2 separate regions of the Mus musculus genome follow, and region 1 is linked to region 2. Evidence: chromatin contacts called from ENCODE Hi-C or POLR2A ChIA-PET data. All regions are on one chromosome and are shown on one strand. Each heading gives the region's core, a stretch centred on a gene start or an enhancer-like site at or near the end of the contact. The rest is flanking DNA. Distances are from core to core; before and after follow the strand shown.

Region 1 (2,825 bases), core at 263-2,762, 43 kb after region 2:
GACAGCAGCGGACATTCCACCACCGGCCTGGTCAATGCCTCTTAAAGTGACAGCCCCATTTTTCCAGACTGCTGTGTTTACAGAGAGGACACCCAGTGCAGGATTGGAATCAAACATATCTTTCTCTCTCTCTCTCTCTCTCTCTCTCTCTCTCTCTCTCTCTCTCTCTCTCTCTCTCTCTCTCTCTCTCTCTTGCATTATAGGTTGGTCCTGAACTTGCTTTATAGCTGAGGATGACCTTGAACTCCTAATCTCTTGCCTCCCCCTCCCAAGTGATGGGGAATACAAACATACACCACCATGCCTGGTTTATCCTGTTTTCTGGGGACAGAGCTGAGTCCTCTCAAATTCCATAATATCGAACTGCATCCCTAGCCCCGCCTTCTCTCAGCTTTCTGTCTGGGTCCTGGCTCATCATTTCTCCCAGCTTCTCTAACTCTAAGCGGCTACTACCTTCACGGTGGGAGGGAGCATCAGCTACAGCCGAGGGTGAAGAGGCTGAGTAGGAAGTGATTTGCCTAGGGGTCATGCTGGGACAGGCATCCCTGTCTCCCTAGGGCAACTCAGGGCTCAGGAAATCTGGCTAAGGTACCGAATGTGTCTCCCAAAGGGCCAGATGTGGCGATGCAATGTACAAATGTGGTTGTGTATCCTCGGTGGGCTCAAGCTGCCTGTCAGAAAGGTGCGTGCGCTGTGGCTTTGTCTGGGCTGTTATGGTATCTGTCTCCTGACCATCGGGGCTACGCCTCCCAGGACCTCTTCTCCCAGATCTGCTGCTTCCTTTCTTCCTGCAGGATGGGGAGCTGCATTCTTCCCATTGTCCTTTAGTGAGAGATGCCCACTCCGGCTCTCGAAAAGGTCCAAATCTGGGCTCTTAGCTCCAGACTGGAGGTCCCTCAACACACACACTCAACACGTCAGACTTCAAATCCCAGTGTCCCAACGTGCCAGCCCCATCTTTAGCAAGCAATCCACCAGCCCCACCTGGCCCCCCACTTTAATCTGCAACCTCCCTCCAGGCAAGAAGCACAACGCCTGCAAACCCCGCGTGCCGCTAGAAACGCACCCACCCCTGAGCCCGCAACCCCGGCCCCTCCCTGACACCCTCAATCCCGGGCCGCCCCGCTCTTTCTCTCGCCTGGCGCAGGAGGCGCAGCAGCTGCCGAGCGCGCTCCGGCCGCCGCTCCCGAAGCGTGGACTGGATCTCTCGCAGCCAGCGCACCCGGCGCTCGTAGGGCGCGGGCCCCGCACTCGGCGCCGCAGGGGCATCTGCTCTCGCCCGCCGCCCCAGCCGCGCCCCCATGGCCGCCGCGGGCGGGCGCCGGGAGGATGGAAGGGAGGCGGGTTAGCCGCGCCGCGCCCCGCCCGGGATGCGCGGGATGGGCAATGCCGGGTCTACGGCTGCGCGCCCAAGCACTGGCCGCCAGCGTGGAGCCCAGGGTCACTCCTCTTTGGCAGAGGTTTCGTTGTCGAGGGCCCCGCCCGCGTACGACCTGGTGTTGGAGCTCTTCCCGGGAGCAGCCAGGGCGGACGCTGCGGAGGACAAGGTGGCATTTGGCACCTCTCAATCATGTGGCCCCAGTCGGGGCTGACTTGGGGGGGAAAATCGTCGTCTGTCTGTACAAAAAGTGCTTCAGGCGGGTGAGGGTGCTTTAGGCAAAGCCTGCACCCTGTTTCAGGAATCGCCCCTGCAAGCAAGTGGATCCATCTGCCTTGTCCACTCAGTGTGGGTGTTAGCAGCCTCGGCAAATACCGGATGATACTTACTGCTCAGAGGAGGACAGAAGCAGGCCTAGGCAGGCTGAGCATAGTTGGCTTCCTCTGATCCCCCCATGCCTGAGAGATGAACAGGCTAAGCCCAGCTCTGGGCAGCCTGGCGCCAGGCCCTGCATATATGTTCCTGGTTCTAAAGGGTCCCTGACTCCTCTGAAGAGCATCTAGCTCCTGTGGGGGTTTCCTCAGCAGTTCCTGTTGGAAGCCTGATGCTCGATGCAGCCACACACGATCCCGGTTTCTCATATTACAGAGGAGGGGGCTTTTGTGGCTTTGCACTCTAGACTCTGCCCCCCTCACCCCTCCTCCTAATTAAAAAACATGTGTCCGGCCTGAGTCTGGGATGCACGGCGGGGCAAGTGTGCAAGCCTAGCTGAAGGATGTGAGAGTAGACCCATCCTAGGGCATTTAGTGAGAGATACCTGCCAGAATCCTTCCTTTGGGTCAAGCAATGCTTGACCAGAAACTGAAGGTAGAGGTGAGAGACTGGATGTCAGGCTTTGTGATGCCCTAGGACTGAGACCCTCAGACATGGCAGAAGTCAGCATCCTTCCTGATTCTTGGACCTTCTTCCCCCGCTACCCTCCACGCAGCCTCCCATCCCCTCCTCTGCAGCATCATTGTCCTAGGGCCGGCCACCTTGGCACGACAGGTTTCCTCCCTGGCAAACCTGCATGACGACCCAGTCTGCCCTCTGCCAGGGCCAAGGCTGTGGCTGAATTGACAGTGTGCGAATGCCAGAGCTTTGAGCTTCCAGTCCAAGTATCCCAGGGCCTTCTCAGACCCCCTTGTCCAGAGCTGAGAGCCAGGTAAACCCTCTTCTTCCCTGCATCCTCGGGGCTGGAGACAGACATGGATTCCTCCCAGATCCTGACCGTGTTGTTTCCGGAGGCTAAGCCAGGGCTAGGCATCATACCTTGGAGTGCGAGAAGAGGAAGGTGGGAGCCAAGGGGGAGGAGAAAGCAGGGAGGGAGGGAAGGCTGGACACTAAGCTAGAAAGAAAGGAGCTGGCCTGGACTGGAAGTGTCACAATGCCTAGAACTTAGTCCTGT
Region 2 (3,265 bases), core at 415-2,914:
TGCCCATCAGTTCTAGGCCTCCAGATCACAACCCTCTGTTGGAGGCTGCCTCCTTACTCTGTGGCCTGAGCTCTGCTTCTAATTAGTTGAACTATGCCCTCTAAACTGTGGTATAGGACAGTTGCTCCTCAGGGTCCTAAGAGACTCCGGTGTCTCTCCTCTTTCACTGAACCTTAGAAGCCCTACATCCTGAGGCCTCACAAGGCAAACATCCCTGCTTAACTATCCTGATCTTGCTTAGCACAGGGAAGATGCTTTCTGGGGCGAGGTGATAAGGGTAGAAGCAGCCTTGGTGTTTGTCCTGATAACAGCTTTGGCATTCAGAGCCCAAAACTGCTTTGGATATTGATGCCTTAAGCCAAGACAGTCCTCTACCTGAAACCTAGGGTCTGCTTTGGAGAAAGCCCTGACCTAGCTTCAGCTGTCTGGTTGCCACAAGAGAAAGCAGACAGACAGCTCTTCCTGGTTCTTTAACCCTCTCAGCCTGTCTGCTCACCTCAAAAGGTACTGAAAGCAGCGGTCACCTACTTCACTGGGATTTATGAAGATTAATTCTATGCTATCTATAAACACCTTAACACTGCATCTACCTCTTAGTCACCCTACACAAGTGAGCCATTATCTGCTGAGGCTAAGATAGGGGCAATGATCTAGTCAAAGTTCACAGCGGTGGCTAACTGGAGAAGTAAATATGTAATCCCAGTACAGGTCCAAGCTCAGCTCCTCCAGGTTACAACCAGAAGGAACCACTCCCTGAACGTGATGCCAACTGACACTAAAGGGTTTGGGTCCCATAACCTTTGACCCCTCCCCTGAGATGGCACCTCAACTGTTTACAGTTTATTAATATCAACTCTTGTGTGTTAAGCTCCACCATAACTTCCCGCTGTCCCCACTTCGTGAGTAAGCAAAGGGGCTCGGGTTTCCTCAGGGCAGAGGGAACCAGTAAGCGAGTAACCAAAACAGTACCAAGACAAAAAGCGCTGAGAAAAAGATGTTCCCTTTGCTGGGTGCTCCCAGGCCATTCTTTTCCCCCTCTTTCCCGCCCCTTTGCTGAGAGCTCTCAAGCCATTCTTTCCCCCTCTTTCTCGGCCTCAGGCTTTCCACAGTTCCCCGGGGAATAGGATCACCCAACGTGCTTCAAGCAGGGCTATTCGATTCTGGACAAGGTTGTGCCTTTTTGCCCCTTGGACTTTTCCACTTGACGGCTCTCAGCACTCCCTGGGCTTCAAGCCCCAGGAGACTCAGGAACGACCCTAAGTGGAGGACAGGAGATGAGAAGGAATATCCACCTAGCTAGGACCCACTAGAAGCTCCAGGCTGGGCTGAGGCCGCAGACGACCCAAGGTCGCGCGCGGCCAGACCCTGCCCGGCTCTAGGGCGGAGTCCCCCTCCGTTCCCCCGGTTGAAGGCAAGGCCCTGAAGAGAGGCACTGACCGGGCTCGAGCGGCTGCCCCGCTGCCTCTGCCTCCGTCCTCATGACCCGGATGGCGCAGGGCGCCCATGGCCCCGGCCTGGAGCTGATTGCAGCGGCGACTTCTGCTGGGCAGCGAGCGCGGCCAGTGAGCGCAGAGTTCCTCCTCCTCCGCCTCCGCCGCCGCCGCCGCCACCGCGGTTCAGAGCCGGGTAGGCGGTGGCTAGGCCGCCTCAAGCCACGCCTAATCCCTTCCAGGTCTGGGCGCTGGAAACCCGCCCCTTCCATAAGCCACGCCTCTTCCCTTCCACCCCCACTTCTCCTTCCAGAACCCGCTACCCGTAGGTCCTTCCCTGAAACGCTCCGGGGGCCCCTCCCCCTCCCCGAGCCCCGCCCCTCCCCGAGCCCCGCCCCCAAAGCCCTTCCCCTAGCGACGTGGGCTCCCCACGCTCTCCCTCCGCTAGGTCTGTTCTTCTGCAGCCTCAGATGGAAGCTCTGGTTCTCCGCAGTGCCTTATCGAGACTCCAGGGAACACTTTCCCGACTCCTTTTAGGTCTTCTTACCCAGACAAGGAATAATGAGAGTTCCCAGGGCTCAGTGCGTCCCTTACCTGCCGGTGGCCGGATCCAAAGCTTAAATCTCTAGTCCAAGCCTCACTTCCTGTCTCCCCAGAGCACTGGGCTCAAGCCCAGATCCCGCCCAATCCGCCACTACAGTACTCAGGGTTACCATGTTCCCTTGTTGGGCTCCAGGATTGGTGTTTCCGGCGGTCCCCCGGGCCCTCTCCGGTGCCGGAACTATTGTGCTAGAGCCCTGGTTTCCCCAGCCGGCTAAGTGAGAGTGAAGGGCAAGTAGGCTTAAAGGAAAGGGAGGGGCCTGCGCAAGGCATTCTGGGAGCGCGTGGTATTCGTGAGAGTCGGGCCGGTCGTTCTCTCGCCTTCGCCTTCTAACGTTTGTGCCAGAACCGGAAAAAAAATAAAGCCTGCAGTTAATTGGTGAGGAGAGGCGGCTAACGGGAGAGAGGAGGCCAGGGCTTCCCCAGGGGGTTTAGGAGCTGGAAGGGCCGCTGCGGAGGAGCTCAGCGGGGCTTGCTTAGCGGAGGGCGGGAAGCCAGGGCCTATCCAAAGCTCATCTCCCGAACCCTTGAACAGTTATTAATTTACGCCTAGTCTGCACGTTCGGTGCCTTCTCAGGTCACCGATTTCCGAAGCTTACGGGCAGTCATTTCTTGCTAATTACCTCCTTTCCTTTTGGATCATCATTTACAACGTCCCTTTCATCCCTGCCTCCACTCCCATTCCTGCAGTGGCCCTCTTTTCCACGCTGCTGCAGAAGTTTAATCAAGTTGCCGTGCTATATGTTCGATCCACTTTGTAGATGCTACTCTTTTTTTTTTGAACCTTTGGCTATCATCCTGCAGTGTTTCCCTACCATTTTCAGCATGGAAACCCACACTCCTAAAGTTGAAAGCCGTGGTTCCTCACCGAGAGAGAGAGACTGTGTTTAGCATCCTTACAGTCTTCTCATGCAAATAAATGGTGTGCTCCGGTTTTGAGTCGTTTCCAATCTCAGCATTTTAAAAGCCCTGTGCATAGTCTTTGTCTTGTAGTGAGACTTAAAGTCGAGCGTTTACCCTATTTCTCTGCTTGATGAACATTTCCTATTTATAGCACCGTAGCCTTGACAGTTTTGGTCTGCTTTTTGGTGGGGATTCAAAACGCTGGATTGAAAAGCGCAAGCTCTTTTTCCTAGCTTCCTTGGGGCTCAGGTCTATATGTACTATTAGGTTCTGTAGCCTTTATCCAAATGTGGTGGCTGACTACTTGGGATATTTCTGGTGTGACTGAAAGA

Evidence for each region. A loop is a pair of places that touch in the nucleus more often than their neighbours do. ChIA-PET counts read pairs that join two places held with the same protein, here RNA polymerase II (POLR2A).
Region 1: a loop to region 2 is called in a map of left cerebral cortex, with 3 times the contacts of the local background. The contact joins the promoter of Lrrc75b here to the promoter of Gucd1 in region 2. A Hi-C loop is called at or near these places in 2 of 37 maps with a recorded cell type or tissue (both left cerebral cortex). POLR2A ChIA-PET finds 5 or more read pairs at or near these places in 2 of 5 experiments (Patski and embryonic stem cell).

The regions. Positions count from the first base shown.
Region 1 is chr10:75,558,818-75,561,642 of GRCm38, forward strand. Lrrc75b (leucine rich repeat containing 75B) reads right to left here and starts at 1,513. Exons shown (of 4, transcript NM_198860.2): 1 at 1,139-1,513. The coding sequence starts at 1,303. It also overlaps a transcript of Ggt1 not described here.
Region 2 is chr10:75,515,717-75,518,981 of GRCm38, forward strand. It overlaps Gucd1 (guanylyl cyclase domain containing 1), which reads right to left and starts at 1,665. Exons shown (of 6, transcript NM_175133.2): 1 at 1,438-1,665. The coding sequence starts at 1,480. It overlaps Snrpd3 (small nuclear ribonucleoprotein D3), which reads left to right and starts at 2,326. Exons shown (of 4, transcript NM_026095.4): 1 at 2,326-2,409.